Regions from separate parts of the Homo sapiens genome. Here all the other regions are linked to region 2. The links are chromatin loops, found by intact Hi-C in ENCODE. Cell type or tissue: prostate gland. All regions are shown on one strand.

What was found. Hi-C counts contacts between places; a loop is a spot of excess contacts. Peaks named below come from ENCODE experiments on the same cell type or tissue, not always from the same donor. Only the 100,000 strongest peaks of a DNase experiment are listed, where the experiment ranks them.
Region 1: a loop joins it to region 2, with 6 times the contacts of the local background. A loop is called at or near these places in 89 of 110 quality-filtered maps.
Region 3: it touches region 2 in a loop (5-fold over the local background); 52 of 110 quality-filtered maps call a loop at or near these places.

Annotation. Positions count from the first base shown.
Region 1 is chr2:238,367,217-238,375,216 of GRCh38, forward strand. The region is part of intron 15 of TRAF3IP1 (TRAF3 interacting protein 1); the gene reads left to right. Among named protein-coding and RNA genes, the nearest start is that of TRAF3IP1, 51 kb to the left of the region's middle. RefSeq lists a silencer at 212-415. In prostate gland, CTCF peaks have their summits at 617 (motif pointing right) and 3,737 (motif pointing right); a DNase peak (open chromatin) is centred at 3,745; H3K27ac peaks cover 440 bases.
Region 2 is chr2:238,782,101-238,790,100 of GRCh38, forward strand. No RefSeq gene overlaps it. Among named protein-coding and RNA genes, the nearest start is that of TWIST2, 62 kb to the right of the region's middle. RefSeq lists an enhancer at 1,388-1,891. In prostate gland, a CTCF peak has its summit at 3,087 (motif pointing left); a DNase peak (open chromatin) is centred at 3,101; H3K27ac peaks cover 369 bases.
Region 3 is chr2:238,518,833-238,526,832 of GRCh38, forward strand. All of the region lies in intron 2 of LINC01107 (long intergenic non-protein coding RNA 1107), which reads right to left. Among named protein-coding and RNA genes, the nearest start is that of LINC01107, 33 kb to the right of the region's middle. RefSeq lists an enhancer at 3,681-4,589. In prostate gland, a CTCF peak has its summit at 4,475 (motif pointing right); a DNase peak (open chromatin) is centred at 4,559; H3K27ac peaks cover 616 bases.

The DNA.
Region 1 (8,000 bases), 410 kb before region 2:
AAATAGAATTTAGTCACATTGACTACTAAACAATGCCCCAGCTCAGTGGAGAGAAGTGTAGGAGGTATCTGGAGAGCAGTAAGTAGAGAAATCAAAGGGGATGTGGCACAAGTTTCAGAAGCCTCAGCGCCCTGCAACAGAAGACTGAAGATGTGGATCTCACTAGTTTGAAGAGGTGTGAAGACTTCAGAAGCTACCCAGTGAGACATCATGAAATTGTTAAAATCTGTTAGTCATTAGGCCTTGAAAGGAATGGTTTAGAAACGACCTAGCTGAGCGAGTGGGCTTGGGCCTTTGGTGCACGCTCAGCATGGGCTGGGGTCCCCTTAGCATGTGGTGGTGGCTGTGACAGCTCTTGCTCCTCGTGGGACTGAGCTTTCTCAGAGAGACTGTGGGACACGGGAGAGACCGCGGTGGGACCGAGAGCCTGCGCCACCGAGCCCTCTCTGTGCAGGGCTTCCCACGCATGGCCTCCTGCACCTGCACCACAACTCACTGCTGAGGAAATTGAGGCTTAGGAGAGTCTCAGTCCCTTGCCCAAGGCCTTGCACTCCAGAGCCTGGATCCAAACTCTTATCTAGCCCCAAAGTACAGGTTCTGACCACAGGAGGGAGCAGCACCGCGGCTCCAGCATGCCCCAGGCCCGGAGCCTGTGCCTCCCTGTCTCAGTGCGGGGTGGGCGCGTTGAGCTGCTTTTTTTGGAGCAACTTATTTCGAGAATTATTTTAATCCTTAAATTCCATATTTCTTCAGCTTCCCTTTGAAAAAAAAAAGGGAAATTTGTGTTTTTAAAAAGTGTTAGTTAGTATTTTTGTCCTTTCCAAAACATATTCACTTGTGCTTACTGTTGTGAGACACACATGTATTTTTCTAGTTCCCATCTATTATTCCTTGCTGTCTGTTTCTGACCTGAAAAGCAGCTTCCAGTGAAGAGCTATCACTAGAGGAACAGGACTTGGCTGAATGAATTAGGTTTTATTGAGTTTTTAATTTAATGTGGGTAAAGCAGGCTCAGGAGGGCTGAAATGGACGAAACAATGGCACAACTTTATTACTTTTCTCCAGGGTATGGATTATAGGGGATATTTTAGAGTAAAGAAACACTAAGATTCTTGGCATTAAAATGCTTCGATTTCCTATTTATAGCAGTGATGCATATATAATTTTTCATATTGGACTGTTATTAAGGTTTTTCTGATTGAAATCTCCGTACGGTTTCTTCTGGCCAGTAGACTTCCTCCATCCCCAGATGTGACCCCTTTTAAACTAATAAAGCCTCTTGATAATACTTACAATACTTGTCACAGAGGGCAGGACTGACATTCACTTAGTGAAGGGCTTGTATTATACCAGGCTTTGCTCTATGTAAGTTTTATATTTTCAGGAATATTCTTAAATCCCTTAAAGAAAAAAAATGAAAATAAAGTAGAAATACATTTATTTTAGATATTGTTATTAATAATTTTTTTTTGAGACGGAGTTTCACTCTTGTTGCCCAGGCTGGAGTGCAATGGCGTGATCTCGGCTCACTGCACCCTCTGCCTCCCAGGTTCAAGTGATTTTCCTGCCTCAGCCTTCCTAGTAGCTGAGATTACAGGCGCCTGCCACCATGTCCAGCTAATTTTTTTTTATTTTTAGTAGAGACAGAGTTTCACCATGTTGGCCAGGTTGGTCTTGAACTCCTGACCTCAGGCGATCCACCCGCCTCGGCCTCCCAAAGTGCTGGGATTACAAGCGTGAGCCACTGCGCCTGGCCATTGATAAATACTTTGTAAATAAAATACACTGTGTCTATACTCTTACATGATGCACCATGTTAGTTTTTAAAACTTGGGAGTAATTTCTGTATATTAGTATTTTGGGTTCTGACTGGGTTTCTAGGTAGCTTAACAAAGCTTTTATTGTACTACAATAAAAGTACTTTGTACAAGTAGAGTTCATTTACAGTAAAAAATGATAGAAAATAATGCTGTTATTTTAATAGTAATAACCAAGCAATTAAAGTAAATATATATTTTTAACAATTTTGAAATTAGCTTTCTAAGAAAAGCGGGTTTAGAAGCAGGCAAAGCATTCACTTGTGAAAGACACTTTTGGGAACTTCAGAGCCTTCAGAGATTAATGGTAGTGATATTAAAAGTGGAGCGCGTTCCACTGTCTTCCATGCGGGAGCTTTCTGGCTCTGCTGCTTTTTGTTGCAGAAGCATCCAGTCCAGAATGAGTTAGGTGTTTTGTAAGTTTCTTTCAGTCTCAAACAGTCTGTGCTCTTCCCTTGATTTGGCCTTGACAGTTTTGAACAGTACAGCTATTTTCCTGACTGGCCCCCGGTTTGGGTTTGTGTGGTGTTTCCTTGTGATTAGAGTCAGACTTTGCATCCTGGGCCGAAACCTTCCAGAAACGAGGCTGTGCTGCCTTTGCTGCGTCTTGCTGAGTGGTTCAAGGTTTCAGATTGTTCCTGACTGCAGACGCTCTCCGTGGCCTCTCGATGTGGATGCTGTCTGCCAGCTTCTCTGCAGTCAAGCCGCTCCTTTTCTCTTTGTAATTACTAGCATTTTGGAGGAAGTACTTTGTACAATCGAAGTACCCTGTGCTTCACTAAGTTTAATCATTTGTTTGTATCATTATGGGCTTGTGCCTTCCACTTGGACTCTGTGGGCTGTAATCTCTTACTGCCATGATTTTCATGCGCAGATGGCCTCAGATTTGGCTCTGGAGAGCTCCTTCAAGCTGGCTTTGTGTCCTTTCAGCCTGCGCCCAGCATTCTTTGAGCTGTTCCTTGCTTTCTGGCTCATCCTGTTCTTTCCCTGCTCCAGCCCCAGAATCAGCCATTTCCCCAGGAGACCTGGGTCCTTTGATTGGAGAATGGAGTGTTTGCCACTTTTGGAGGTTCAGCTCTCAGGTCATCTCAGTGAACAGAGCTAGAGGGGGAAAATGTATGTGTCTGTGTTTGTTATATATGCGTGTGTGCATGTCTGTATGTATGTGTGTATATATGTGAACGTGTATGTGTGTCTGTAAGTGTGCATGTGTATATATGTGTGTGCATGTCTATGTGAATGTCTGTGTCTGTGTGTGCATGTGTGTATGTTTATGTCTGTATTGTGCATGTCTGTGTATGCGTATGTGTGCGTGTCTGAGTGTATACATGTATACGTGTGCATGTCTGCATGCATGTGTACATGTGTATATATGCATGGCTATGTCTGTGATATATGTGTATGTGCATGTCTGTGTATGTGTGTGTACATGTGTGTGTGCAAATGTCTGTGCCCTCCCTACCTGGTCTCCCTGGCCGTGTGGGTGCCCTCTCCCTCCTGTGCTGGGCTCCTGCCTCCATTCTCCCTACCCCGGGCTCTCCCACCCCCAGCCTAGTGTACATGCTTCCCTGGCATTGCCCACTTCATGGCTTCAGGACCAAATGGCTCAGGAGGGAAGATCAGTTACTGACTTTCCCCTGGAATGGGCATCTCATAAGGTGAAGACCAGTGCCTCTCATCTCCCTCTCGTGGCTAGCATAGCAGTGGACGTTAAGTGCATGTCATCAACTGTTGAAGAGATGAATTTCATCGCCAGTTGAACAGAAGTTAGAAGAGAAAGGGGGAAGTGGAAGGGAATGAATGATAAAATGTGGGGAAGCACTTGCCAGAGGTGAAAAACGAAGCTATGTGCATTTAGGGGAATTACGGACATTTTTCATGCTGTAGCCTCTGGTGAGCCCCATGCTAACACCAGGGGGTGCTTTAAGCCCATCACGAGGCCTCTGAGTGCTAGGGAGCGGGCATAGTTCTCTTGTAATGTGGTTTTCTGCCACAATTTGGACATTTGTCGTTTGGACAGTAATATAGATTTCTGAGTAAAATGTGATAAGAACGAAGTTTACTAGCTTTCTGATCTCAGTTAATGCGACATTGAAAGTCTGTTTTTTAGAGGTGCTTTGTACTTTTCGTAAAGAGCGTGAAGCTTGACCTTCTATGAGTCTGCACTTGAAAAGGGCTTTCATGTGCCAGGTAAAAAGGAAACTCACAATATTGGCAGTATTGTTGAGATCAGGTGTTTTTTTCGGTTTGTTTTTGTTTTTTTTGGTGGGGGGAACAACCAAAAACAATCCTACAAGTATATTGTACATCAAGAAAAAATAGGTTCTTTTGAAAAGAACCAAAGTCAGATTTGCTGTAGACTTCTCTGTGGCCCTAAATGCCAGAAGAAAAAGGAACAGTTGCTTCAACATTTGGAGAGAAAGAAACTGACCCAAGATTCTTACTATTTAGCTAGATTGTCATTTCATACATAAAAACAGTGGAAGACACATCCAGATAATGCAAGAGCTCAAAAAAAGATTGTTCTTATATTCTTCCAAACCTAAGCCTAAGGAAAGCCTGAGTGTGGGCCTGGGATGACCAGCGCAGTGGCCACTCGCCCATGTGGTGGGGGTATTAGAAAACTGACGAATCCCAACTGAAATATATCCTAAGTATAAAACACACACCAGATTTCAAATATGGTGTTGGAAAAGAAGAATATAAACTATCTCATTAGAAATTATTATATTGATTACATGTTGAAATGATTTTGTATATATCACATTAAATAAAATTTATTGAAACTAATTTCATCTGTTTCTTTTTACTTTTAAAGTGAAACTAGTAGAAAATATTAAATTACGTATATGGCTTGCATATTTCTATTGGGCAGCATTGGTATAGGTGAAATGAATTAAAATTGATTATTGAAACTGATTAAGCATATAGAATTGAGTATAACTACAGAATTGAATGCAAAATCCCTAAACTAGTTCTTGAAAAAATAGTTTTGTGGAAGAATAACATAATAATAATAGATGGTAGGGTTGAGGGAGTCAAGGGAAGTAAAATCACATTAAAGTAACATTCATTTAAAAGTTTTTTTCTCCACTTTCTTTTTCATTTTTATTATACTTTAAGTTCTAGGGTACATGTGCACAATGTGCAGGTTTGTTACATAGGTATACATGTGCCATGTTGGTTTGCTGCACCCATCAACTCGTCATTTACATTAGGTGTTTCTCCTAATGCTATCCCTCCCCCAGCCCTCTGCCCCCCGACAGGCCCCGGTGTGTGATGTTCCCTGCCCTGTGTCCATGTGTTCTCATTGTTCAACTCCCACTTATGAGTGAGAACATGTGGTGTTTGGTTTTCTGTCCTTGTGATAGTTTGCTTAGAATGATGGTTTCCAGCTTCATCCATGTCCCTGCAAAGGACATGAACTCATCCCTTTTTTATAGCTGCATAGTATTCCATGGTGTATATGTGCCACATTTTCTTTACCCAGTCTATCATTGATGGACATTTGGGTTGGTTCCAAGTCTTTGCTATTGTGAGTAGTGCCATAATAAACGTACATGTCCATGTGTCTTTATAGCAGAATGATTTATAATCCTTTGGGTATATACCCAGTAATGGGATTGCTGGGTCAAATGGTAATTCTAGTTCTACATCCTTGAGGAATAACCACACTGTCTTCCACAACGGCTGAACTAATTTACATTGTCACCAACAGTGTAAAAGCATTCCTATTTCTCCACATCCTCTCCAGCATCTGTTGTTTCCTGACTTTTTAATGACTGCCATTCTAACTGGCGTGAGATGGTATCTCATGGTGGTTTTGATTTGCATTTTTCTGATGACCAGTGATGATGAGCATTTTTTCACGTGTCTGTTGGCTGCATAGATGTCTTCTTTTGAGAAGTGTCTGTTCATATCCTTTGCCCACTTTTTGATGGGGTTGTTTGTTTTTTTCTTGTAAATTTGTTTAAGTTCTTTGTAGATTCTGGATATTAGCCCTTTGTCAGATGGGTACATTGTAAAAATTTTCTCCCATTCTGTAGGTTGCCTGTTCACTCTGATGGTAGTTTCTTTTGCCATGCAGAAACTCTTTAGTTTAATTAGATCCCGTTTGTGTATTTTGGCTTTTGTTGCCATTGCTTTTGGTGTTTTAGTCATGAAGTCCTTGCCCATGCCTATGTCCTGAATGGTATTGCCTAGGTTTTCTTCTAGGGTTTTTATGGTGTTAGGTCTAACATTTAAGTCTTTAATCCATCTTGAATTAATTTTTGTATATGGTATAAGGAAGGGATCCAGTTTCAGCTTTCTACATATGGCTAGCCAGTTTTCCCAGCACCATTTATTAAATAGGGAATCCTTTCCCCATTTCTTGTTTTTGTCAGGTTTGTCAAAGATCAGATGGTTGTAGATGTGTGGTGTTATTTCTGAGGCCTCTGTTCTGTTCCATTGGTCTACATCTCTGTTGTGGTACCAGTACCATGCTGTTTTGGTTACTGTAGCCTTGTAGTATAGTTTGAAGTCAGGTAGCGTGATGCCTCCAGCTTTGTTCTTTTTGCTTAGGATCGTCTTGGCAATGCGGGCTCTTTTTTGGTTCCATATGAACTTTAGAGTAGTTTTTTCCAATTCTGTGAAGAAAGTCTTTGGTAGCTTGATGGGGATGGCATTGAATCTATAAATTACTTTGGGCAGTATGGCCATTTTCACGATATTGATTCTTCCTATCCATGAGCATGGAATATTCTTCCATTTGTTTGTGTCTTCTTTTATTTAGTTGAGCAGTGGTTTGTAGTTCTCCTTGAAGAGGTCCTTCGCATCCTTTGTAAGTTGGATTCCTAGGTATTTTATTCTCTTTGTAGCAATTGTGAATGGGAGTTCACTCATGATTTGGCTCTCTGTCTGTTAATGGTGTATAGGAATTCTTCTGATTTTTGCACATTGATTTTGTATCCTGAGACTTTGCTGAAATTGCTTAATCAGCTTAAGGATATTTTGGGCTGAGACAATGGGGTTTTCTAAATATACCATCATGTCATCTGCAAACAGGGACAATTTGACTTCCTCATTTCCTAATTGAATACCCTTTATTTCTTTCTCTTGCCTGATTGCCCTGGCCGGAACTTCCAACACTGTGTTGAATAGGAGTGGTGAGAGAGGGCATCCTTGTCTTGTGCTGGTTTTCAAAGGGAATGCTTCCAGTTTTTGCCCATTCAGTATGATATTGGCTGTGGGTTTGTCATAAATAGCTCTAATTATTTTGAGATACGTTCCATCAATACCTAGTTTATTGAGAGTTTTTAGCATGAAGGGCTGTCGAGTTTGGTCGAAGGCCTTTTCTGCATTTATTGAGATAATCGTGGTTTTTGTCGGTTCTGTTTATGTGATGGATTACGTTTATTGATTTGTGTGTGTTGAACCAGCCTTGCATCCCAGGGATGAAGCCAACTTGACCATGGTGGATAAGCTTTTTTTTGATGTGCTGCTGGATTTGGTTTGCCAGTATTTTATTGAGGATTTTCACATCAATGTTCATCACGGATATTGGTCTAAAACTCTCTTTTTTTGTTGTGTCTCTACCAGACTTTGGTATCAGGATGATGTTGGCCTCATAAAATGAGTTAGGGAGGATTCCCTCTTTTTCTGTTGATTGGAATAGTTTCAGAAGGAACGGTACCAGCTCCTCTTTGTACCTCTGGTAGAATTTGGCTCTGAATCCGTCTGGTCCTGGACTGTTTTTGGTTGGTAGGCTATTAATTATTGCCTTAATTTCAGAGCCTGTTATTGGTCTATTCATATATTCAGCTTCTTTCTGGTTTAGTCTTGGGAGGGTGTATGTGTCCAGGAATTTATCTATTTTTTCTAGATTTTCTAGTTTATTTGTGTAGAGGTGTTTATAGTATTCTCTGATGGTAGTTTGTATTTCTGTGGGATTGCTGGTGATATCTCCTTTATCATTTTTTATTGCATCTATTTGATTCTTCTCTCTTTTCTTCTTTATTAGTCTTGCTAGCGGTCTATCAGTTTTGTTGATCTTTTCAAAAAACCAGCTCCTGGATTCATTGATTTTCTGAAGGTCTTTTTGTGTCTCTATCTCCTTCAGTTCTGCCCTGGTCTTAGTTATTTCTTGCCTCCTTCTAGCTTTTGAATTTGTTTGCTCTTGCTTCTCTCATTCTTTTAATTGTG
Region 2 (8,000 bases):
AAAAACAAAACTTAAAAAGAAGAAACTTGGCCCAACTTCTTCTCAAAAAGAAAAAATGACTTTTTTCCCCTCTATGTTTCATTTCGGAGAGCTTCTATTACCGTGTCTTCAAGTTCACTAATATTTTATTCTGTAACGTGTAACCTGCCATGAATCCATCCAGTGTGTTTTTCATTTCAGCCATTATAGTTTTCATCTTTAAAACTTTAATTTGTCCTTTTTATATCTTCCACATCTTTACTCCACTTTTAAAACATATGGAATACAGTTATGGTAACTTTTATTTCTTTGTCTGCTAATTCTAACATCTGCATCAGTTCTGGGTCTGTTTTGATTGATTTTTCTCCTTATTATAGGACATATTTTTCTGTTTCTTTATCTGCCTGGTAATCTTTGATTGGATGCCAGATATTGAGAATTTCATCTCGTTGGGTGCTGGGTGTTTTTGTATATCTGCACATATTCTTGAGGTTTGTTCTGGGATGCGACTGAGTTTCTTGATCCTCTTGGATCTTACTTTTGAAGTTTGTTAGGTGGAACCGGAACCTCGTTTACACTAAGGGTACTTATTCTCCAATACTCAGGCAAGTACTGATACGCCACCCGATGTCCTCTGAGATTTCCAGTTTGTCATGTGGGCACAGGTGCTATTTGCAGACCGATGTGAGTGCCAGGCATTATTTCCTTTCATCTTTAAGGTGATTCTTTGCTCGGTCTTGGGCAGTTTCCTCACACACACCCGCCAATCCTGAAGGTGAGCCTCTGCAGATCTCTGGATTCTCTCCTCTCTGGGACTCTGCCCTGCCAAGGGTAGTTGCACTGGTCTCCCCGAAATCTCTATCTTCCCAACTCAGAGAGTCTGCTGGGCTCTGCCTGAGTGGAGGAGATGCCTCCTTCTTGTTCTGTGGCCTGAAAACTCAAGGCAGTGCATTGGGCTACCATAGGGCTCAATGGTTTCCTTCCCATCCCACAGGGATCACTGTCCTTCACTGCCTCCTTCCAGTGTTCGGAAGACCGTTGTTTTTCATATTTGGTCTGCTTTTTGTGTGTTTTTGTTTCCTATGGAGGGTAAATTTGGTCTGTGACAAAGTCTTTGTGCTGTGGTTCTCTCCATCTGCGCTAGGTTGGCCTTCCTCATCTCAATGCCCCCATGCCTGACATGGCACCTGACATTCAGTCCATCTACACTAGGTCAGCCTTCCTTATCTCAACGCCTCCATGCCAGACATGGCACCTGACACTCAGTCCATCTGCACTAGGTCGGCCTTCCTCATCTCAACGCCCCCATGCCTGACATGGCACCTGACACTCAGTCCATCTGCACTAGGTCGGCCTTCCTCATCTCAACGCCCCCATGCCTGACATGGCACCTGACACTCAGTCCAACTGCACTAGGTCGGCCTTCCTCATCTCAACACCCCCATGCCTGACATGGCACCTTACACTCAGTCCATCTGCACTAGGTCAGCCTTCCTCATCTCAACACCCCCATGCCTGACATGGCACCTGACATTCAGTGGAAACTGCATGCGCGTAGATTACATGAACGGATGAGCAAATGAACTTAACTGGGAGTAACAAAGGGCGCTGAAGGCATTTGTCACCAGCTGAAGAAGTGTCACTGCTCTCTTCACACACATCTGTATATGTGTCTTGTTTCTCACGGTGATAGTTTTGAGGCCAAGGAACCTGTTGAATTAATTCATATCACATCCTTAAGGCTCAGTGACTTCGTTTTGCACAATGTAGGCTTTTAATAAATGTTTGCTTAATAAATAATTCATGGGTCGTTTAGACACGTGTCTGACAAACTTGGGTTGAAGTGTGAATGTAACAAATTTGTCTCTAATCCCAGCTGTGTGGAGTCTTTCTTCTCTGCTCTAGCACTGTGCTATCGACTACTGATAGCACCAGTCGGTAGCAGATCCCAGGACAAAATTATAGTTAAAAGATGCATGACCCATGGTGCCTTAACTTTCATATATGATGTCTTCATCTTTTCAAGGTGTTTAGATGACCATAGGAAGAAAAAGCGAGAGATAGAGGAAGTTAAAGAAGAAATGTTGGCTGCCATTGAAAACCAATCACAAATAAAGTTACAAAGTCAATTGGAAAGCAAGTGATTCTTCACAAATGCAAATCCTAGGACAGTGCCTGGCAGAGAGGAACTCCTCACTCCACCATTCTAATTCAATAATAGTCAGTTACTAAGGGCACAGCACTTTTAGGAGGAGCTCTCCCCTCTCCTACTTATGCAGAGGGGCCAAAGGATATATGACCAGGCTGTCAGCATGGGCTTCGAAGCGCTTGCATTGGGGATGCTAAAGGAAGCAGGTGCTGAGCATGAAGGAGATCAGAATCAATGAGTTACACAGGCGTGTATTCTCAACCAGAGGTGTGGCTGCACCATTAAGCCAGGGAAAGGTGGGCTGGGACACAGGACTCAAATAATCCCTCTGGCTGGACCAACGCAGAGGCCATGAAGACAGAGGAGTGGAATGTTGGGGAAAGGAGCTTTTCCATTTTTCTCTCCTTTCAGAGCCATTTTGCCTGTTTTCAAATCTAGTAACAGCATTGCTTCACCAGCGCAGTGTTGTAGATACAGCCTGTGGGTCACACCAGGATGCAATTACACTGCTGGCGGCACAGTGAGCCAAGAGGCTCTGGATGGAGCCTGGCCACCCAGCCTTCCCTCCTCAAAGTTTAGAAACTCGCCAACCCGACCCGCCTGCTGGAGGCATGGCTGCAAACCTGCAGGGTGCCACGTTTGATTTTTAAGCCTGGTGTGCTTCCTTGCCTAAATTACTTTGTGATGTATCATACTGAACCCTAAAATATTTTGTAGCCAGTTTTATTACGAAATGGATTCTATTTGGTGATTACAAAATATTCTGCTTTTAAGTAGTCTCAGTTCTTCAGCTGCTTCCACATGTGTGTTCAGCCTGTTGAAGAAGATGCGGGAGGCATTGAGCCTCCCAGAGAAAGACCCTGCAAGAGACTCCAGGGAAGAAAAACTCTCAAATTAAAGTTGTGAGCTCTGGCCCCCGCGTGCTGACAAAATCCATTGCATGCACCGCCCTCTTGTGGTCACGCAGCAGGTGACACACTTCAAAGGCAAGTTACACGGACTCTGCGCTTGGCCCCGGGGAACAGGTTCTCTGTTAGGAAAAGCGTTTCTGAACATTCCTTTATTCACATGTGCACGCACACAGCACTATAAGCAAGTGAGATCTGACATCAGGGCTATTCTCCCCTATCACAAGGAAATAACACAAATGTGGATTTTTTAAAAGCTCAGAACTGTGGGTGAAGATTCCAAAATCACAGGATGTCCAAACTGGAAAGGATCCTGACATGATCTTGATCAAATCCCCTCCATTTTTTTTTTTAAAGTGGTGGGGGGTTTGTGTGATCTTAGACAACTCACTGTATGTCCCAGAGACACATATTGACTTGCCTAAGATCACACAGCAAATCGCTGGTGTTGAGGTACAGGCCTCTGTCCCATGCCGGAAGTGGCTCTGGGACTCACCACTCCAGCTCTTCACTGGAGACGTCAGGAGACTGAGTCCAGCGAGGTCGAGAGGCCAGGGCCACGCAGGGAGCCCGAGAGCTGAGCTCTGGTGCTGGTCCCCTGGGCAGTGGGTCCCTTCTCCCATCTATGTCCTTCCCTGTTCTTGGGCAGGGACTGTCTCTTCCACCAGGACCTCTGTGCCCAGGACCGGACAAGAGGGGCTTGTGGCAAGTATGGACGGATGAAGGGGGCACCAACCAGGACTCAGGAAGAGCAGGGGCCAGAAGCAGGGCCTGGGCTAACTTATGGTTCAAATGGTAAATTTTATGTTATGTATATTTTACCACAGTGAAAAAGGAAACAGCAGTTTTAAACCCAAATTTAAAAAAAGGAAATAAAAAAAAAACTTAGGAACTTCTTTATGAGGCTACAGAGCAGCTACCACCAGCCCCATTTGACAAGAAAAATGCTATTCCCTTTTTTATTGTGGTGAAACATACATAACATAAAATTTGCCATTTTTATCATTTTAAGTGCACACTTCAGTGGCATTAAGCACATCTGCGCTGCTGTGCAACCGTCACCACTATTCAGCTCCAGAACTTTCCATCTTCCCAAATGAGACTCTGTCCCCCATGAAACACGAACTCCCTGTTTCCTCCCCCAGCCCTGGCACCCGCAATCCTACTTTCCGTCTCTATGATTTTGACCCCTTAGCTTCCTCATGTGAGTGGAATCGTGCAAGGTTCGTCTTTTTGTGGCTGGTTGTTTCACTCAGCAGAACATCCTTAGGTGCCGTCCATGTTCCCTTCCTTTCCAAGGCCGGGTGCTGTCCCACCCTACGGATAAATCACCTTTCGTTTCTCCATTCATTCATCAGTGGACACTGGGTTGCTTCCACAGTCCACGTGGTTTCACCGAAGCCTGGCAGTGGGAGCTGTCCCCTCTGGTGGACAGTGAACTCACTCTGGGGGAGGGGTCGAGTAACCATGGTCAGATGGCTCTTGCGGTGAGAGGTATGTGCCTGCTCTGAGCAAGGCACCCCGAAGGCTGAGGCCTCTCTGGAGGCTGGTAACTGTCACCCAGGCCACAGCATCTTGGGCAACCTGGATTCCTTCCTTTCCACCTGGGAAGCTTGGCTGACCTGGGGCCCAGCTCAGGCTGTAGCCAGGATCGGATGCTGTTTTAAATTTGGGATTGGATTCAGAAGGATCGGGAACCTGAAAGTCAACGTCCTTTCGGTTGATCTGAAAACACAAAACTCACTGGCTTTGCCAAAAAGGCAGTTCTCAAATTCGCAGCCAAAGAACGCATCGAACAGAAATAGCATTAGAGGGAGTGCGGGGATCCCTTCCATGTTACCGTGAAGTTCTCATACTGTTGAGCGAACGTGGGAGTCAGGGTGGAGAAAGCGTGGCCTGGCCGGCAGGGCACCGCACACTGTGCCGCTGTCTCCCCACTTCGTTTTCATTCTCTTTAAAAACCAAAACTGAAAAACCCTGCCCGTAACTACTTGCACTTATGTCCCAAACACCTCTGACTTCTCATCCGCATTCTCACTGAGGAACGTGATGCCAAGGAAGGGACTTTAAAAAATCTCTTAATTAATTATTGGTTATAATGAATGCCGAGGAGGGCACGTTTCCAAAACCCTCGTCTCCACGGTTTGCTTTCTGTTGTGTGTGCGTCCGTTGTAAACACAGCTTTCAGAATTTTCGCTGATGCTCAAGTGCTCTTTCCAGCAACAGCATTCATACACGCCAGGCCACTTCCCGCAAGTCATAATTACAACATAAAGCCAAATTAAATGTTCTAACGCTGTCGCTCCAACTCCTTCACATTTCCTTGCTCTTAGCAAACTTCCTTTTTTGAGTCCTGCAAAAGATTCGCTATTTTCCATTAAAGTAGACTCACTATTTCCTTCTAGAGTATTAAAAGTGCAAAGAGCCACAGGTAAAGCCTTCCTTTTCTCTGGTCTTACCGCATCCTTTGTCCAAACAAAGGCAGAAGTCCCCTGTCCCCCATGCAGTTGTATGTACGCAGAGAGCCCAGTCCCAGCTCCTAGGCGGTCAGACAGGCACCCCGAGTCACCACTGGCCTGCCAGCACCAGCAGCTCCAGGTCCCTGAAATCCAGCAGGCATAACCTAAGAGGTTACCTAGAGTTCAGTCAAGCTCCTCAAATAGCCACTAAGTGAAATGAGGAAAAGTTATGTAAAGTGAAGTAAAATCCTCAACAATGAAACACAAAGCTGTTATTCTCTTTTTATGAAACTCCAGTAAATTGTTTCAGAAAATGAAAGTGCCGGAAAAGAAATATTTCCATTGGGAACTAGAGATGCCCTGTGTTAAAATGGTCACACAGAAATCTGGACGACCAAGCTTTAAAGCTTTGGCTGTGTTTTAAGCTATAGCCTCGGTTCATTAGAATGGGATTTTTTTTTTTAACCAACAAACTTCTACTTTTTCTCTCTATGTGTTGTTCTGCTTAAGCCTCTGAAAACTAATTTATAAAATTGAAAATGTGTTCTTGTAGCAATTCCATACTTTCTAATAAACTTGATATAGACCCTTTTGTAGTTAATGGAATCCTTTTTTAAAATTATGTTTGAATTTTCATTTATTTGAGCTCTTAGAAAACTGTAGATTGCTAAATTGAAGTTTAAATGAATTTGTTCATTATAGCAGTTAAGAAGGCACCAAAGCCTCACCAGCAATTTCACAATTAATTAAAAATAAAAACTAATTTAAAATTATGCAGAAAAGGACACTACTTAAATCACACAGCTTTCTTTTTTTTGCTATAGCTGGGTGAGGTTTGAATATCCTAAACTCTTAAATGCAACTATTAAAATGATTAAACAGTGGGAGTAAAATATTGGCAAATGCAATATCAGCCTAGGTATAACTTCATTTTCATTATCTTGTGGTTTTTTTCTTTTAAAAATAATTTTAAATTAGTTTTTTTCCTTTTAAAAAGAAAAAACATCAAACCTGTGGCTTTATTGAAGGCTCTCTTTACACTTCATATTTTGGTGGAAATATTGCTAATTCCGAGTGTATCTTCTTGAAAAGCTTTCTGCAGAGGAAACGGGATGGTTCTAAATTCTGTCTTCTGATTTCTGACACAGCACGGTGAAATTTTTGATGAAACATCTATACCAGGCCTCCGGGCTTTCCTGAATTTGTCTAGATAAAGAAGAAGGACAAAAATCTTTTCCATCTGTAATTTTGTAAAGTTATAGAACATTTTTAAAACCTGCATTAAATTAGCAATGGAAAGAGTATTCTGTCTCCAAACATTTCTAGAATTGAGAATTTTTTTCTCTAATTCTAGTACATGCTTAACTTTACGCAACATTTTGCCCATATTTATGCATAGATATGCAAACACAATCATGGCAATGGAGAACACTTTTCTAAAAAGCATGGCCACAGTGCTACAATGAAGGTGCTTGGCCCATCAACTTGTTATATAATAAATACTTTTTAAAAAAAATCAGACTTAAAAATCCTAGTGGGCCTTGTGATAGAAAGTATATCATATAATTAGAAAACAAAATAACTGGAGTGGAAAGTTTCCTGAAACTAGCTTGATGCCGTATTCCACTTGACATTTACTGTTAAAGAAATTCAATGCACAAATTCAGCCACACCCAGACTCACCTTTGCATTTAAGTAGTCCAAGATGTTTGGAGGAGAACTGGTGTCCCAGTGTTCAGACATGGGTGAACCAGCTCTCCCTGCCCAGGCACACGAGCGTGATTCTATCCTGCAGTTTCCTGGATCTGTCATGTGGAAGCAGGCGACATCGTCTTTGATTTTATCATACGAGAGTGTTCCCACTGCATTTGTGCAGTGGCTACACCTGGCTGCTTCCACACCACACACTTCTGAAAACCCCACTGTGTTGTCTCTGTCTTGGAGGGAAAACAAGTTTGTGTGCTTTTTCTGGGTTCATTAGCAGAGCTGGTTGCCTGAGTTGGGTCCCAGCACTGCTCCTGCTGGTAAAGTTCTGCAGGTGTGTGGCTTGTCCTCTAGTTCAGCGGGAGAAACCGATTCTAAGGTTGCCGTATAATTAGCAGGGTCTCCTTTCCCTCCTTTAATCAGCTGCTAACACCTCCTGGCTGTTTAATATCACAGTCAGCCCAGTTATAAACACTAAAGGACATGCTCTTGAAATAATTAAAAAAAAAACTCTGCTCAGTAACAAACATAAAACCCGTCATTATTTAATACAGAGGAATGTTGTGTTATAACAAAATGGTGGTCTTATTCCTGATGCTTTATTCTGATTGTGGGATTTTTTTTTTTTTTTTGAGGAGGCAACTTCTCTGTATAAGGAAACATTGTATCTTTTGTTTACTTTCATCCATCTGATCTGAGACAAAATACACAACAATCTTTCACTCAAGAGCAATTAGTCCTATTCCTGTTTCAGAAAAGGGTTGAACATGTAGACTCAAAGAAGAGAGAATTCTCCCCAAA
Region 3 (8,000 bases), 260 kb before region 2:
CTGGGCTCGTCATGTGGGGGGCACATTGCAGCTCCTCCTCCCACTCTGCTCTTTGTGGAGAGCTGGGTCGTCTTGCTATTTATTTTTACACAGAGGAATTCATCAATCAAACATCCAACTTTGAGATCCGGCCTATCAGGAACTATTCCTGCAATGCCAACTCAGCGCTTTCATCTCCACCCTTGGCCTCGTTGTGCTATTTGGACAAAGATCCTGTAGCCTTTCTTATCCAGAGGGAGCAAAGGAGAAGTTGGGGTGTTCTTACCGTCCTGTGGAGACCCTGCTGCTCAGGGGTTGGATCTGCTCTCTGGAGGTGCCCCCTCACCCCCCTCCCACCCAGGGACTCTGCACCGGCCGTGGTGGTTGGGCCACTAAACCTGGAGGTTCTTGGGGATTATCTACCACTGGAGTCTGTGTTCAGTTTTCAGTGCTGGGTCCCTGGTGATCTGTTGGAGATCACAGAGCCCCTCCCTGGAGGTTTGTGCACACACCTCCTCACACGTGCGTGCACACGCTACTTCTGGTACATGGGCAGTGCTGGTCTGGCCTTGCTGTTAAAGGCCGAGAAGCCAAGGCCCAGGGTGGGTATGTCAGTCTGTTGGTGCTTAGTGATGTGGCCTGGACTGGAAGCCAGCTGGCCAGGCACCTGTATACCCTGCCTTTTGCATGCTGGGGCCGCTGTCTCTTAGCCCTGGCTTTCCTTCTTACCTTGAATGAGTCTTTCCTTGCTGCCATTTCAAGAGGCCTGGCTTGGCACCCAGTGAGGGTTGGCTGGGCCCCTGGCAAAAGCTTGTGGGGAGGCTTTACTCAGGCCAGGTTTGACCGGTCCCAGGGGTCCCACCCACCCCACCTCACAGAACTCTCACTCACCTGTGACCCTGCCGTCTGGGGGCCCAGCCACCGGCAACCCTGGGCCACAGAGGCGACCCCAGCAGCAGGCACTGCTCTCCCTGTGGTCCTCCTCCTTGGAACCTGCCCTCCCTCAGTGGAATTCACAGGGATATACACATTTTTAGGCTCTTCTTGGGGGTGAGGCTGTGTACCAGGTAGTCATATGGCCTCCTTTAATTCTCAACATAACCATTTGGGGAAACTCAGGCTCAGACAAGCTAAATGACATGGCCAAGTTGATACAAGTCTAAATAATATAGCCAGGCCTGGAGCTCCAGCACACTTGCTCCCCCTTCTCTATTCTGTGTTTGAAAAGACACAAAGCAGGGACTTTGTGTCACACCGCCCTGCACCCTGATCACAGGGGGAGAAGGGAGGCAGGGTCTCCTTGCTGTGACTCCCAGAGAGAGGTGGGGGAAGCTTGCCATTCCCCGGAACTTCCCAGCCTGTACAACCATGGGCTAAAGAAACCTGTTTTTTTTTTAAATAATAAATTATCCAACACCCATTCTAGCAACACCCAACAGACCATATAGATGGGAAGGCGAATTACAATGGAAACAAACAAACAAACAAACAAAAGAAGCAAATAGCTATTAGCAAAACTGTCCATAAATGAGATGGGCTGACTCAGAGAGTTGCATGTTCTCTGTCACAGGAAGACCACTTGAGAGTGATGATGGTTATGGTGGTGATGGTGATGGTGATGACAGTGATGTGGTGGTGATGGTGATTATGGTGGTGATGGTGACAGTGGTGGTGATGGTGATGGTGATGATGGTGGTGATGGTGATGAAGGTGATGTGATTGTGATTATGGTGGTGATGGTGATGGTGACGGTCATGGTGATGATGGTGATGGTGGTGATGGTGATGATGGTGATGGTGATGATGGTGGTAATAATGATGGTGGTAGTGGTGATGGTGGTTGTGATGATAGTGATGATGGTGGTGGTGATGGTGGTGGTGATGGTGGTGATGGTGATGATGGTGATAATGATGGTGATGATGGCAGTGATGGTGATTATAGTGATGACAGTGATGGTGGTGGTGATAATAGTGATGGTGGTTGTGATGATAGTGATGATGGTAGTAATGATGGTGGTGGTGATGGTGATGATGGTGGTGATGGTGATGGTGGTGATGGCAGTGATGATGATGGTGATGGTGACAGTGAAAGTGACGGTGATGATGGTGGTGATGGTGATTATGGTGGTGATGTGATGGTGGTGGTGATGGTGATTATGGTGGTGATGGTGATGGTGGTGATGGTGATGGTGACAGTGATGGTGATGGTGGTGATGGTGATGGTGGTAATAGTGATGGTGGTGATGGTGATGGTGGTGATGGCAGTGATGATGGTGATGGTGGTGATGGTGATGGTGACAGTGATGGTGATGGTGGTGATGGTGGTGGTAATAGTGATGGTGGTGGTGATGACAGTGGTTGTGATGATAGCGATGGTGGTGATGATGGTGTTGGTGATGATGATGGTAATGGTGATGGTGGTGGTGATGAAGGTGATGGTGATAGTGATGGCGATGATGGTGGTGATGGTGATGGTGATGGTGAGAGTGATGGTGTTGGTGATGGTGACAGTGATGGTGTTGGTGATGGTAACAGTGATGGTGATGTGATTATGATAGTGATGGTAGTGGTGATGATAGTGATGGTGGTGGTGATGATGAACTTAAACATTCTTAACATCCTTAATGTTCATGTTATTTTAACAATGAACAAAGCATTCCTTTCCATACCCAACTGATACTTGCACCAGCCCTTTGTGGGTGTGCTCATGTGTGTTAACATCCAGCAGAGTGAATGAGGCTGAAAGATATGGTCACTGGTGTACCAGAGGCAGAGTCAGACTTGGCTCAGGCCTTTCACTCCCAGCCCAGGGCTTTGTCCCCCTTGATCTGAGAGTGGCAGCACCTTGTGCAAACCAAAGGCATCTGGAAAGGCTTTTTCTGTGGATCCCACTGCACAGGCCTGTGGCTCGGGAAAATGTGGCCACAGCCTGCACCCTCAGGCCTGGGACAATGTGGGGTGAGGAGCGGGTTTGCAGGAGCACGGTGTGGGCAAGAGTGTTTCCGTGGTGGGAGCCTGTGGTCGTGTATCTTGAGACCTTCCCCTCCCACAGTAGCAGCAGGGGGACAGGTGACGCTGTTTCCCCAGGATGGGCCACGCCAGTCTCGAAGACCTTATCCTGGCATTCTGCGGACCTTTCCACTTTGCAGCCTGGCCCTTGAGTGTGGAGGCTGCCCTGGGTCCCTCCATTTCCAGGCTCTGCTTCCCCACATTTGCTGTGGCCTCCTCCCCTGCCTTTGGCCCAGACGGCCCTCCTGACGTCTGACACCAGCTGGCTGTATCCGCCTGCCCTCTGCCTGGTCATTCCTGCCACCTGTTTCAGTCATGGTAAACTAAGTGCTTCCAAAGCAAAGCCCCTCCCAGATGGCACTCATGTTCCTGCCAGGCACCTTGTCTGGAGGGGCCCGCATGCCACCACCTGCTCAGGGGTGTGCAGTCCCAGGTCCTGGTGACTGTTCTTCCCCGTTCTTCTCAGAGCTGCCTCCCCCTCCTCTTCGGCTGTGGCCCCCCTCCCATTTTGGGGTACAGCAGCCTCTGCACTAGCTGCTGCCTGCAGCCCCCCAACTGGCCGGTCAGCCTCTCACACTTTGCAGGTGGGTCCCCTCCCTACTGTCTGCCCTGCATGGCTCCTGGGCTCTCAGGGGGATGTACAGTCCCCTTTAGTAAATCTTCTTTTCTGCCTCTTTGAGGTTTTCGCTCTAGCCACACGGGCTCCTGAGTGGTCCCCAAATGTCCTCAATCTCTTGTGTCTCCAGGTACCCCCAGGCTTCATCCTCTGCCTTAACTGGTCTTCCTTTTTCCTTCACTTGAGAAACTCCCTCCATCCTTTGGGCTCAGGTGGGTGTCAGCCTGGGAAGCTGCCATCCTGACGCCCATTCCTCCCTCTGGTGGGCACCCCAGTGTCCTTCCATCAGGGTCTCTGTCACAGCCCTTGTTACACTAATGACAATTGAGGGCAGGGGTGGCATCCATTTACTGTCTGGCATGGAGCAGGTGATCAGGGTTCTTATGGGGTGTGTAAATACAGGAGGGAGAGAATGAAGAATAAAAGGAACTGGCCCCGGTCACATGGCTCCTCATGGCAGAGCTGGGATTTTCATCATTCAGCAAGTGTCTGCTGCGTCCCCATCTGGGCCCAGCCCTGAATTCAGAGCCAGTGCCACAGAAGCCAACCAGGCAAGCAGAGGTTCAGCCTGCCCCGGGGCATGCAGGCAACTGGAACGCAGGCCTTCAGACTCCTAGTTCAGTGCTCTTCCTGACATGCTGCAGGAGGGTAGGGGGCTAACACGACCTGCGGGGGACGCTGCACCTTCAGCTTGAGTGAAGTGCAGTTGAGGGCCCAGCAGCCCTGGTGACTGGTTGCACTGTGCTCCAATCCGTTGGGGACCCCAAGCGCTCTGCATTATCTACTTCTTGTCTCTAAGCGGCCACTCTTAAGCGGTGAGGAGAAGACAGTGGGCCGGCTACCCATGCATGAGGTGAAGGCCTGCGGGAACAGGAGAGGGAGCTGCTGAGCGGCTCTCAGAGGGCTCCTGGGCCGGGTCCCTGCCTTGCTCCCATCAAAGGGATGGCTCTGCAGTGACAGCACAGAGCATCAGACACATGCCGGCCCGGTGGGGCCAAGCCAGCCGCGCTATTAAGCAACAGCACCAGATCCCTTTGTTTCTCCGCTTCTTCCAAAGTGGCAAAAGATCAAGGCCCTGAGCTTGAAATAACAAAAGGGAACTAGCTTGCAGACTGCGCATCTGGAGGCCAGAAGGAGTTTAATAGCCGTGCTCAGGAGGGAGAGGGGAGGGGCTGGACGCCGGCTCATAAACTCTTCGCTGTGGCTCCCCAACCTGCTCTGCTCAGGCTCCCCGCGCCCGTCCCTGGTCCCGCGGCAGGCTCCCGCTTCGTCATTCGCGGGGCAGGTGGCATACCTTGCCCATCAGCATGGGCACAGGACGTCTGGGCCTCTCTGCAGGTTCCCCATCCCTGCCAGCGCCCAGGTCTCCCTCTCTCCTCTCGGCCCCTTGCTCCTCTCAGAGTCCTCAAGTCCCCGGGTTAATGAGGATCTACTGCGGGGTCGTGGGAGTCTGACCAGTGACATGTGCAGACACATGTCTGTAATTACTCGGGGCTGAGGAAAGCCAGCCCCCGGAGCTCTGTGGCCTTCCCCATAGACAGAGCTGAGCCGGGCGGGCCTCCCGGGGGAGGAGAGCCATGCAGGGCATCACAGCACCCACGGCCATGGTCAGAGGCCTGACCTCAGAGGCGGAGGCCTCTCACTCTCCTGTGGGTCCCCTGGTCTCTGACCTTTGGGGGTGTTTGCAGTGAGGAGCTTACACAGCACATGGTTCTGTGGGCTGACGTCTTCTCTGTACAACTGGTGAGAGGGGAGCCTGGAGTCCTGGGGGAGTGGGGCGGGTGGAGGGGGCTCCCTGCTGCCGTGCTTGATACTCACCATGAGACACCACCATGAAACTCACCCAAAGGCACCAGCTAACAAGGACCAAAAGGAAATGTTCACGAGGGGCTGCAGCCCATGCCAACATGATGTGGTGCCATCTCACAGCATTTGCCCCAGGCTGGGCCCACTGCGGTCACATCCCTGAAGGGCCTGGCCAGGTGGCGTTTCCGTCCCTGTTGGACAGAAAGCGGGTGGGTTGTTGTTTGAAGTCACACAGCTTGTCAGAGTCAGTGCTGAGATTCGAATCTGCACCTCCCTGACAACTCGGGCTTTCCCGAACCCCTCATCCCCTGAGATCCCAAGCAAAGGAATTATCCAGCCTGGTCCAATCCTTTCTTGGTGCATATTTTCCTAAAAGGCAATTTGGAACCCGTCACTTCCCACCTCAAGAGCTGGCTGAAGCTCCCCTTTCTTGGCAGTTCTTTTGGATGGCTGGAGTGACAGATGACCCGGGAGGCTGGAGTTGGTCATGGTGCAGCCCCCAGGGGCAGGCGGGCAGAACCGATGGGCACGCATGCCCTCTCTCCTGAGCGGGTGTGTGAACCCCAGAAGCTGGCTGTCCAGGCTCCTGGGCGGTGCTGACTGTGGGCTCAGGCCACCCATTGGCCTTCATTTGTTGGGCACAAGTGATCAGTTTGCCCTATCTCTAAGGTGCTTCTGCCAGGGGAAGGGGAAGGAAGTGAGGGCTGACACCTGGCTCATCGGTACCACTCGAGCCTCGTGGACTGGAGTTGCCCTGGGCTCCGCTGGACACATTGTACATTTTCAGGCTCCTCCAAGGAGCAGGATGTGTTTCCCCTTGCGTAGAATGGAGCTTGGGGCTTGTGCTTGTTCAGCCAATAGCTCCGTGGGGCCAAGGGAGAGGTTGGCCCTGTGGGATCCCCTGGTTCCTGAACTGCAATTCTTGGGTCACTTTTTACTAAGCAAAATTACTGGAATATCCTGGATGTTAGGATGTCCTAGGAGGCTTTATCCTGGGGTGACTTTGCACCCTCCCAAGCCTTTGTTTCCTTCCTTTGTCAAGCTGGTGACCGGGCACTCCGTGTGTCTTTCTGTGGCCGCAGGTTCTTACTATGGCTCCCAGGCAGGTCACCCCATGACTTAGGGAGCTGTCGCTAGCTGAAGCCTGGTCGGGGGCAGGGTGGGTGGTTCAGCCAAGCTCTCTATATCTATTCTAGAGGTCCCAGGAGGTCTGCTGTGAGCCCCATCACAGTCCCATGCCCCTTCCTGCTGAAAGTCACAAATGTTGCCACGCATGAGTTGTTGCTGAGGCTCCTCAGGGAAAGCCCGTCCCACGCCGGTGCTGCCCTTGGCTTCTCCCTCCGTTTTGTTCTGGCGTCGGTGTGATAGGTTCTACTTACATCCTCCAGAATTAGGCAACATTCTCTATTTCTAGTGCTCTAGGAAATATGTTCATAGTTCCATACTTACTTTGTTAATTTAATGGGATTTGTGGCAGAAGATGTAAACGCTTCAGTCTGCCATTTTGAATGGGAAGTCAAGTGAATTTTAAAGACAGGAAGAAAGGCTACAATTTGGCTGGGCGTGGTGGCTCATGCCTGTCATTCCAGTGCTCTGGGAGGCCGAGGGGGGAAGATCGTTTGAGCCCAGAGGTTTCAGACCAGCCTGGGTAACATAGTGAGACCTTGTCTCAAAAAAAATTATATTAAAAAAAGAGTACAGTTTAAGGAACCACACAAATGCAGATTCTCTTAGACAGCTACAATTATTGTGGTTGAATAATATTTTGAAATATTAAGTGATTTAACTTGCCCAGCATGTCCTGTTGCCTTTTTTTAAATCAAGGGTTTTTTTCTACCCTGTTATTGGAAAGAGTGGTGGCCTGAGGAAGAGAAGACACAGCTGATCTTGAAAAGGGAAGTCGTCAGTCCATGGCTTTGTGGGCTGCCAGCATGGGGTTTCCTGGGATACTGGCCAACAATGGCTGCACCTGCAGCTGCTCTTGCCACGCTCAGTCCCCCGCGTGGACCATGGCCCAGGCCTCTATCAGTGTCTGGAAGGCGCCGGAGAGCAGTGCGGGTCTGATTTGGGCTTGTGCCTCTTTCTCTCTCTCTTTTTTTTTTTTTTTTTTTTGAGATGGAGTCTTGCTCTGTCATCCAGGCTGGAGTGCAGTGCTATGATCTTGGCTCAGGGCAACCTCTGCTTCCCGGGTTCAAACTATTCTCCTGCCTCAGCCTACGGAGTAGCTGGGACTGCAGGTGCGTGCCACCACACCTGGCTAATTTTTTTTTTTTTTGTATTTTTGGTAGAGATGGGGTTTCACTGTGTTAGCCAGGATGGTCTCGATCTCCTGACCTCGTGATCTGCCCATCTCGGCCTCCCATAGTGCTGGGATTACAGGTGTAAGCCATCGCGCCCAGCCTCTGGGCTTGTGCCTCTCAACAGTCTCAAGCGATGTCCTGGCATGAGGGATGGTGCCTCCAGGACTCTGCTTCTTGGTCCTGGAGCTGGAGATTTTCAGGGGCCGATGGGCTCTGCCCTCTTCTGCTCTCAATTTTTGTCCATCAGGTGGGCTTGGCAAGTCCCCTTGACCTTTCTCAGGAAAACTTTGG